Regions from separate parts of the Homo sapiens genome. Here region 2 is linked to region 1. Evidence: read pairs that join two places in POLR2A ChIA-PET (ENCODE). Cell type or tissue: Panc1. All regions are shown on one strand. Each heading gives the region's core, and the rest is flanking DNA. Links, peaks and the distances in the headings are about the cores only. Region 1 overlaps DIPK1A (divergent protein kinase domain 1A). Region 2 has its middle 42 kb from the start of MTF2.

What was found. ChIA-PET counts read pairs that join two places held together with the same protein. Peaks named below come from ENCODE experiments on the same cell type or tissue, not always from the same donor. Only the 100,000 strongest peaks of a DNase experiment are listed, where the experiment ranks them.
Region 2: POLR2A ChIA-PET joins it to region 1 with 10 read pairs; 3 of 35 experiments call an interaction of 5 or more read pairs at or near these places.

The regions. Positions count from the first base shown.
Region 1 is chr1:92,921,559-92,926,945 of GRCh38, reverse strand. The region is part of intron 1 of DIPK1A (divergent protein kinase domain 1A); the gene reads left to right. Among named protein-coding and RNA genes, the nearest start is that of DIPK1A, 37 kb to the left of the region's middle. In Panc1, for the core only: no CTCF peak of the experiment used is centred there; a DNase peak (open chromatin) is centred at 3,116; H3K4me3 peaks cover 293 bases.
Region 2 is chr1:93,034,316-93,039,702 of GRCh38, reverse strand. No RefSeq gene overlaps it. Among named protein-coding and RNA genes, the nearest start is that of MTF2, 42 kb to the left of the region's middle. In Panc1, for the core only: no CTCF peak of the experiment used is centred there; no DNase peak of the experiment used is centred there.

The DNA.
Region 1 (5,387 bases), core at 106-5,105:
TTGTCAAGTTGGATAAAAGCATTGCCCAACTTTAAGCTGTCTGCAAGGCATGCACTTAACAAAAGATACAAAGCTTCAAAGTAAAAGGATGGGAGAGGATATACTGTGCAAACAAATAATTCGAGAGTTAGAATAGATAATTTAATAATGGAAAAGATGGACTTCAAGGAGTACTACCAGAGATAAACAGGGACATTTTATAATTTTAAAAACTCAATATATCAGAAAGACATAATCCCAAATGTATGTATGCCTAATTAGCTTCAAAATACATAAACCATAAAACTGACAGATGGAAGAAAGGATTCAAGTCCACAGTCATACTTGGAGATTTTCATATCCCTTTTAGAGCAATTAGTAGAACAACTAAGCCAAAAGTCTGTACAGATATAGAAGATCTTAATAGCCCTGTTAACCAGCTTGCCCCAGTTAATATTTATAGAACCCAATACCCAAAAAATACAGAATAAACAGTCTTTTTAGGTACCATGGAACTTTTACCAAGATAGACCATATCCAGGGCCATGAAACAAGTCTTAATAAGTTTTAGAAGATTGAGATCTAACAGAGTATGTTTTCTGATTACAGTTGAATTAAAATACAAGTCAGTAACAAAAAGATATTTGGAAAACCCCCAAAGATTTGGAAATTAGATAGTGTATTTCTGAAAATATTTTGAACTGAATGATAATAAAAAATGTGTTAGCATTTTTGGGATGCAGTTAAAGCACTGCTTACAGAGAAATTTATAGCTTTAATTGTTCATATTAGAAAGGAAGAAGTGTTAAAATGTAATATTTAAGTTACCAGAAGGTGGAAAAAAATAAGCAAATTAAACCCAAGAAAGAAGAAAGTAAAGACAATAGCAGATATCAATTAATTAGAAAATAGACAACAGAGACAATAAACAAAACCAAAATGGATTTTTTCAAAAGATCAAAAAAATTGAAAATGCCTAGAAAAAGCTTATTATATACCAATACTGATAATGAAGGAGGAGCATGATTATGTATCTGTAAACTTCAAAAAGATAATCGAATTCTAAAAACAACTTTACACCAATAAATTTGATGCCTTCGATGAAACAAATTCCTGGAAAAATGCAGCTTTCCAAAACTGACACAAAATTAAATTTAAAAACTGAATAGTCTTGGCCTGGCACGGTGGCTCACACCTGTAATCCCAACACTTTGGGAGGCTGAGGAGGGTGGATCACAAGGTCCGAAGTTCAAGACCAGCCTGGCCAACATGGTGAAACCCCCCATCTCTACTAAAAATACAAAAATAAGCCAGGTATGGTGGTGCATGCCTGTAATCCCAGCTACTCGGGAGGCTGAGGCAGGAGAATTGCTTCAATCTGGGAGGTGGAGGTTGCAGTGAGCCGAGATCGTACCCCTGCACTCCATCCTGGGTTGCAGCGCGAGACTGTCTCAAAAACAAAAGCAAAAAAACAAAAAAACCCCAAAAAACTGAATAGTCTTTTATGTGTCAAGGAAATTCACTTTGTGATAGAAAACATTCCTACAAAGAAAACTTCAGGCCCAGAGAGTATCAAAAGTGAATTCTCAAACATTTGTGAAAGACACTGTAAAATCTAACAAACAGCTTCAGAAAATGAAGAAGAAATAACTTCTCAACTAATTTTGTGAGGCTAGTATAATTCAGATACTAAAATCTAGTAAAGACATTATGAAAAGTTAAAAATCTCTTATGAACATACATAAAGCTGTTTAACAAAATATTAACAAATTGAATCCAGCTATAAATAAAAGGATTAATACAACATGACCAAGTGGGTTTTATCCCAGGAATATAAAATTGGTTTTGTATTTGAAAATAAATAAATGTAATCCACCACATTAATGATAAGGAGAAGAAATGTGGCCATCTCAATAGACACAGAAAAAGCATTTGACCAAAATCAGCATGGGGCTTAAATAAAATCCAGCAAACTGGAATTAGAAGATAGTTTCATCAATCTGATAAAGGGCATCTACAACATGACTTCAGCTAACATCATTCTTAGTAATAAGCCCCTGAGGACTATGCCTTTAATATCTGGAACAAGGCAAGTGCAGGGAGCCGAAGGCCCATGGGACATGACCAACTCAGCATTCCACTGGAAGCTATATGATCAAACAGCAAACTGTTTATCATGAATGCAGGATATGAGCAAACTCACAAGTGCTCCTGCCGACAGAAGATTTGCTGGACTCAATCACTCCCTGACACCGACGTTATCTACTGCGACATCTAGAGCCTGTTGTTCGAAGAATGCAGTCTTGAAAGCCTACTCCGGACCGAGCAGCTGACCCCTTCTTCCACCCACCTTCTCACTATCTCTTTTGCCTAGAAATACGGAGGGCTGTGTAGAGCTCAGGGCCCTTGTCCACTAGAGGCAAGGTGCCCCCTGACTCCTTCTTCCAAATATACTGTTTTGTCTTTGTCTTCTATTCCCGCATTCACTCCCTCTTTTTTCAGTTCCCCTTGATCCGTGCGGGTTATATAGTGGCGCCCTGAACAGCGACAGAATTGGGTGCTACACAGGCAAGGATACCATTCTCAAAATTTCTACTCAACATTTTTCTGAATGTCCTTGCCAATGCAATAAGGCAAGGAGAAGTAAAAAAAAAAAAGATTAAAAAGGAAGAAGTAAAAGCTCCCTATTCTCAGATTATTTATATAGTAGAATATCCTGAGGAATCAATTTTAAAACTACTATAAACAATAAGTAAATTTAACAAAGTCTTGAGATACAAGGGCAATAAAAAATTAACTGTTTTTACTTAAATAAGATTTAAAAACCAATTATCTTTTAATAGCATCAAAAATACTTAAGAATAAATTTAACAAACATGCACACCTCTACACTGAAAAGTATAAAATACTGCTGAGAGAAATTTAAAAAGATTTAAATAAATGGAGAGGTATGTTATTTGAGTCCCTAAATTCTGTTTCAGTTGAAGCCAATTAGAGATAGACTTTCCATGGACTAATAACGAAAAGAGTCTCAAGTAATATGCTGGAGATTGTAGTTTCGTTTTTGTTTTGTTTTGTTTTGTTTCGAAATATTCCATCATTTCTGTGTAACACTAAGCCTGATGGTTGGATTTGAGTTTAGCAGACCTGCCCCAGATGGAAGCCTGTTAAGACACTGGGAATTAGATTAGAAGTTATGCTCATCAACTATGCAGCTGTAGATTAGAGCAGACGATTCCACTAGTACATATGTTGACAGAATGGGGCCAGTGGTGGTTCATATACCTGTTTGTTGTCAAATACCAGGTCTAGATGTTTTCCTCATCCTCAAATGAGAGATCACATAGCAATATGGGACTTATAAAACTTTCAGAACAAAGGGAACATCATTATGAAGATTTAGAGGAAGAGCAACTCTCTGAAAATTATTTATTATAGAAATGTAAGAAATTTTGAAACTTTTCTAGCATCCTTAGTTGATTCAGGAAGATATAGCCTCTGTGGAACTGAAGTATAAAAGTATAAGGAACAGGCTGAGTGAGGTGGCTCATGCCTGTAATCCTAGCACTTTGGGAGGCCAAGGCAGGCAGTAACAAGGTCAGGAGTTCGAGACCAGCCTGGCCAATATGGTGAAATCCCGTCTCTACTAAAAATACAAAAATTACCCAGGCGTGGTGGTGGGCGCCTATAGTCCCAGCTACTCGGAAGGCTGAGGCAGCAGAATCACTTGAACCCAGGAGGCAGAGGTTGCAGTGAGCCGAGATCGTGCCACTGCACCCCAGCCTGGGCAACAGAGTGAGACTCCATCTCAAAAAAACAAAAACAAACATACATACACAAAAAGTATAAGGAGCAAATAGGCTGAGATGAAAAGGGAACAATAAGCATGGAAAGCTACAGGTAAACTGGACATGAAATAGCAGTGAAGATATAAACTGAAGACAGTGTTAAAAGCAGGATTCACCCTGAGGTGTACTGAAGCAATGATGTGGAAAACAGATTTGAGAAATTTTCTCAGAATGCAGAGGAAAAAAAAAAAAGGAGATGAAAACTGTGAGGGAGATGGTAGCTATGGATGACAGACTTTTCTACAGCACCAGTGCCAGAACTTGTGAGCCAAAGTTTTCAGGGGAAAAGGTTGTGACTAGAGAGTGTTGTACTGGCTGCATTTTGTTTCATTCTCGAAGGTTACAGACATTCATGTATGCCAGGGTTCAAAATATGCTGTGCACATAGCCTTCTTGGAGAACTAAAACAAATGAACAAAGTTTTAATTGACTGAAAGACAAATCAAAATGAACTTAAGAATAGGATTTATGTTACTAAACACCTTCAGACTTCCAGAGGACTGCCAGCAAGTATAGGGCCCTCCCGAGTTCTTAGAATCCTCATCTTAGCAAACCGCATTGATTGAACCGTGTCCATGGATGAGTCTGCAGAAATGTGTGTCGTGTTGGCATCTGGATTACACTTAAAAGCAAACAGTTCCCTCATGAGTTATTCTCCCCGGACGAAATTGTGTAGTTGGGCGCAAATAATTCGTCTGGAAAACCCTCTCCCTGAGGCATTATTTACCACAAGATCCAGAAGTTCAATTAAATAAGATTACAGTACAATAATGCTAAAAAAAAAAGAAAAGAAAAATTTCTCCAAAAAAACTGAAAAGAAATATTTCAAATGTTAAAAAATTAAATGACTACTAAGTTGTGATTTTCAAATCTTCTACTTTTGAAATGAGCATGTATTTTTCAATAAAACTATAGATAAAGGAAAATTGATTAAAATGCTGTTAACTAAGCAAAAGGGCATACAAAATAGTGAAACGAAAGCCAAAAACAATTAAGATTTTAATTAAACAGTTAAACTAGAGAACATAAATATTATTTAAATAGTAGTATTAGCTTAAACAATGTAAAAAGGAACATTTAAAATACTAACCTTTTTAGATTTAAAATTCTTAAATTTTAAAAACAGACGTTAAGTTCTTTGTGACTGCTCTACCAGGAAAAAAAAATAAATAAATAAATGTGAGGTCTTAATTTCTTTGTGCAGTAACCTCCAATCTGAGGCAAACAATTAGAGCACATTCTGATGACCTTCAAGCTTGAGGGCTTTCCAGGTAATTGTTCTTTAGGTGGAGAGCCAAGGGCTGAGGATAGAACTCCTGGTCCCTTTCCTTGTACCTTTTATAGATGACTTGCTTTCACTATCTTACTGACTACCCTGGTTTGGTACTTGAAAATAGAGGCAGGATCAAACTTTTAGCCTTCACTTTGGATCCTGTTCTTACCTACTGCCCAACTCCGAGGAGCTGGTCTTTCTCCAGACAGTACTTCCACTCCAGAGATGTCCTGCCCAAGACTGACGCACAGTTGCTCTCCCACTGAGCCAGGTTCCTCAGGTCCCAC
Region 2 (5,387 bases), core at 213-5,212, 110 kb before region 1:
GATTACAGGTGCCCACGACCATGCCTGGCTAATTTTTTTGTATTTTAGTAGAGACGGGGTTTCACCATGTTGGTCAGGCTGGTCTCTAACTCCTGACCTCAAATGATCCACCCTCCTTGGCCTCCCAAAGTGCTGGGATTACAGGCATGAGCCACAGTGCCCGGCATCCATAATGCTTTTTAAAGTATATTCTAGATAACTTAAATTTTTAGCTGTGTGAAAAGTAAGGCTACAATTTTCATCCAGAATGTTCAAGATAAATAGTGAAGCTATAGAGAGCAAAAAGTAATTTTAAAACAATAATTCTCATACAAACTAAAGTTATTTCCAGAAAGTGTTGGAGGGTTGATTGCATTTGCTTATAACAGGTTCTTGTGCTACTGTGAAGAATTGTTCAGAGATCTGTTCTGGAATCTATTAATAATGAGTTATAGAAGTTATAAAGTTATATCTTTCCAATGCATTTTAATTTCCTTTTGAAAATACTTTATTATTTAAGGTTCTAGGCCAGAAAGGAATCAAGCTGCTGCCCTATGTTGCCAAGGATCTAAAACCATCCTCCAGTTGTGACTCAAATAAGAACTACTTCATAGGAGAAAAAAAATACATCCTGCTGATAACATATATCAGTGACAATGTCACACTAAGTGTCCATCTCTGATTAATCCTGCAGCCGAACCTGAGCTCCATGGAGATCTGTTTATTCCTCTATTCATTCAGCATCATGTTTAAATGCATACTGTGTATGAGGGATAATGTCAGGTACTGAATACAGTCCCAGCCATGAATGACACATTTCTTGCTTTCAAGGAGGAGTGAAGGAATTAGACCTTAAAAACCCTATAAGTACAGAATGTTATGGAAGTACAGAAAAGAAGCACAGAGAAATCAGTTTATGAATCTGCCTTGTTTTACTTTCAATTTTGCTCATAACAATCCTCACGACTATAATGAATGTCTTGTGTTTTCATTGCCAACAAGAATAGTACCCTTCCTACAGAATCCTGTTTAGGTTCTATAAGATTCCACCTTCTTAGAGAAGTCTTCCTGGACCATCACCAAGCCATCATAAATGTAATACATATCATTTGTTGATCAATACGTGCTAGGCCCTATTCATAAAATACTTTTATTATTTTCACATCTTTTTAAATATTTTTTATTATATTTTATTTTATTTTATATAACATTATATTATTATACTTCACATCTACATTTTGAAGAGGTGATTATTATGCCCACTTTACAAATGAGGAAAATGAAGCTTAGTGAGGTTGAGTAACCTCAAGTTCCTCCTGCTGCTAAGTAGTTGTGCCGGATTTGAAAAAAGGCCTGATTCTAAAGCCTGTTCTCATACACACTGCACTTCATGGTGTACCATTGTGTTACTCTGGACTCTTATAGCATTTGTCAACTGTATTACCCATTTATTCATTCATCAAGCATTAAGTGTCTATCATGAGGCTGGGTGCAGTGGCTTACGACTGTAATCCCAGCACTTTGGGAGGCCAAGGTGGGCAGATCACCTGAGGTCAGGAATTCGATACCAGCCTGGCCAACATGGTGAAACCCCGTCTCTACTAAACATACAAAAATTAGTTAGGTATAGTGGCAGGCACCTGTAGTCTGAGGCACAAGAATCGCCTGAACCCCAGGCGGCTGAGGTTGCAGAGAGCCAAGATCACACCACTGCACTCCAGCATGGGTGACAGAGTGAGACTGTTAAAAAAAAAAAAAGTCTATCATGTACAAAATGACTTGTCATTTACTGCCTAGGCTATTGTTTGTTTGCTGGGCTCTGTGTGTGTGCGTGTGTGTGTGTGTGTGTGTGTGTGTGTGTGTGTGTGGTTGCCTTGCCTTCTCAACCTGTTGTAAACTTGTCTTACAGTTGAGGACTTTTAGGTAGGTCCAACCATATAGCTTTCAGTTTGCATTTGATTTACATTCAGCTGATCCCTAAATCTTTTTTATTATACCTTGAAATGTGTCTCAGAGCTTTCTTCTTTTCCCTTGCCATTGCCAGTGCCCTAACGCATCATTTCTTGCCTTTTCTCCTGTTGGTCTCTGAGCCTCAGTTCTGTTTTTTTCCCTTCAAAGATTCTTCCTTCCTGCAGCACTTAGTTACATAGTTAAATCTGATCATATTACTTCTCTCTCTCTCTTTTTTTTTTTTTTGATTTTTTTTTTTTGAGATGGAGTCTTGCTCTGTTGCCCAGGCTGGAGTGCAGTGGCACGATCTCAGCTCACTGCAAGCTCCGCCTCCCGGGTTCACGCCATTCTCCTGCCTCAGCCTCCCGAGTAGCTGGGACTACAGGCGCTCGCCACCACGCCCAGCTAATTTTTTGTATTTTCAGTAGAGACGGGGTTTCACCGTGTTAGCCAGGATGGTCTCGACCTCCTGACCTTGTGATCCGCCCACCTCGGCCTCCCAAAGTGCTGGGATTACAGGCATGAGCCACCGCGCCCGGCCTCTCTTTTTTTTTTTTCTTTGAGAAGCTGGAGTGCAGTGGCGCAATCTCAGCTCACTACGACTTCCGCCTCCCGGGTTCAAGAGATCCTCCCACTTCAGCCTCCCAAGTAGCTGGGATCACAGGCACCCATGACCACACCCAGCTAATTTTTTTTTTTTTTTTTTCATTTTTAGTAGAGACAGGGTTTCACCTTGTTGGCCAGGCTGGTCTCGAACTCGTGGACTCAAGTGATCCACCCACCCACCTCAGCCTCCTAAAATGCTGGGATTACAGGCAAGAGCCACCTCACTGGGCCATTTCTTAAACACCTCAAATTCCACAGGACAAAGACAACATTCCTGGGCGGTAGCTTGAGGTTGGAGCCCTCCTCTCCTGGGCTGCTGTCTCCTGCACTCCCCTGCTCTGCACTTCACTCTCCAGCCCACTAGTCCAGTCACATTCCCTAAACAAAACGTGCTCTTTCTTTTTGTTTGTTTGTTTCTTGTTTTTTTAATTTTTAGACAGAGTCCACTCTGTCACCCAGGCTGGAGTGCAGTGGAGTGATCTTGGCTCATTGCAGCCTTGACCTCCCCAGCTCAAGAATAGCTGGAACCACAAGCGCAAGGCACAGCACCCTGCTACTTTTATATTTTTTATAGAGACGGGGTTTTGCCATGTTGGCCATGCTGGTCCCAAACTCCTGGACTCAAGTGATCCACCTGCCTCAGCCTCCCTAAGTGCTGGATTACAGGCATGTGCTGCTGCACCTGACCCAAACTATGCTCTTTAATAGTCCTGGGTCTTCTGCTATGTTACTCCCTCTGCTAGAATAAACTTCCTTTCTTTGTTCACATGGTGACCTCATCCTAATCCATCAAAAATCAGTTCAAATATTCTAGACTTTAGTCCCATTAGTGCCCAAATTAGAAGTTCCTTCCTCTGGGATTCACTTTGTTCATATTTCCATGTTTCACTATTCACAGTGTGATTTATATATGTTGACTTGCCTGCTTTCTTTTAGTCTGAGCTCCTTGAAAACAAAGGACCATGTCTTCTTCCTATATGTGCTATCATAGAGCAGCTTCACGATAAAATTAGGTGATAAATCAGTAATTAGACGAACAACATTTCTTTTTATAGCATTTATTTTTGCCTATGCTTTTTCATTACAGTTAGTCTACATTACCCACAAAAGAGTTAAAAAAAAAAACTACATGGGTTGTTTGTTATATGTTTCTTTCTCATAACATCTTTTTTCTTTCCCACTTCTATAATGGCAGGGAACCAGGAATTATACTCATGGGTGTCCTGGGGACCATCCTTCCTCAGTTCCCACTCATTCTGTCCAATTCTGAAGTATTAAAGGATCCTCCAGGCTTGCCCTCACTCTTAAGTCGTAGAGGTACTTTTTCATTCAGACTGATATCCTAGTTTTCTTTTCATTTGGACCATTCACCAGCCAGCTGTGATTTATTTCAATGGCCACCACTAGTCACAATAGAGAGACAAAATCAAATAAAATCAATATAATGGCTCTCACCAAATATTAAATCCTTTCTCCTCTGTCTTCAATAGACAGAGGCACCTGGCAGCTTCAGAGGCTGGTTTTCCCTGGTCCTTACCAGGATGTCTATTGTTTTCTGCTTATTTCAGGGAAAAGGTACTCATGTTTATCAGACCTCAGGAGTCAGTATTTTGTTGTAATTGGCCTGTGCTGGTCCCAGATCCTGGAGGTTGGAGCATATTTTTCCATGGAGAACTCCCTCTCCAGGCGTATCTGTACTCTATGTATTGAAGTGTTTTCATGCTAAGTAGATTTTTTGTTTGTTTTCGGAGATAGTGTCTTACTCTGTCACCCAGGCTGGAGTACAGTGGCTCGAACACCAGGCTGGAGTGCAGCCTCGATTCCCCAGGCTCAAGCGATCCTCTTGTTTCAGCCTCCTGAGTAGCTGGGACCACAGGCAAGCACCACCATGCCCAGCTAATTTTTTGACTTTTTTTGTAGAGACAGTGTTTCACTATGTTGCCCAGGCTGGTATTGAACTCCTGGGCTCAAGCAATCCTCCCACCTCAGCCTCCTAAAATGTTGGGATTACAGGCATGAGCCACCATGCCTGGCCTAAGTAGATTTTTTAAATATTCTAATTTCTTCAAAATTAATCAGTGAAGAGTTGGGCATGGTAGCACACACTTATAGTCTCCGCTACCAGAGAGGCTGAGGAGGGAGGATTGCTTGAGGGCAGGAGTTCCAAGGCCTAGTTTGCTGTCATCATGCCTGTGAATAGTCACTGCCCTGCAGTCTGGGCAACATAGTGACACCTCATCTCTAGAAAAAAAAAAAAAAGTACTGTACTAAACAATAATCTTTTTTATCTTTTGTAAAAAAATTTTTTTAATCAAATATCTTGTCAATTTCCTCTGGCAAATTGCATTATTCATAATATACAAAAAGTAGAAACAACCCAAATGTACACCAACTGACAAATGGATGAATAACACATGGCATATCTGTAAAAGTGAATATTATTCGGCCATAAAAAATGAGTGAAACACTGCTACATGCTACAACAGGGGTGAACCTTGAAAACCTTATGCTTGGCCAGGCACAGTGATTCATATCTGTAATCCCAGCATTCTGGGAGTCAATGGTGAGAGGATCACTTCAGCCCAGGAGCTCAAGATCAGCTCAAGCAGTGCTCCCATCTCAGCCTCCCAAGTAGCTAGGACTACAGGCATGCACCACCATACCTGCCTAATTTATCAATCTTTCTTTCTGAGGTGATGAAAATATTCCCAAATTGACTGTGATGATGGCTGTACCTATATGTGAATATACTAAAAACCATTGAATTGTGCATTTTAAGTGAGTAAATTGTATGATATATGAATTATATCTCAGTAAAGCTGTTTTTAAAAAGTGCTAAAATATAAAGCTTT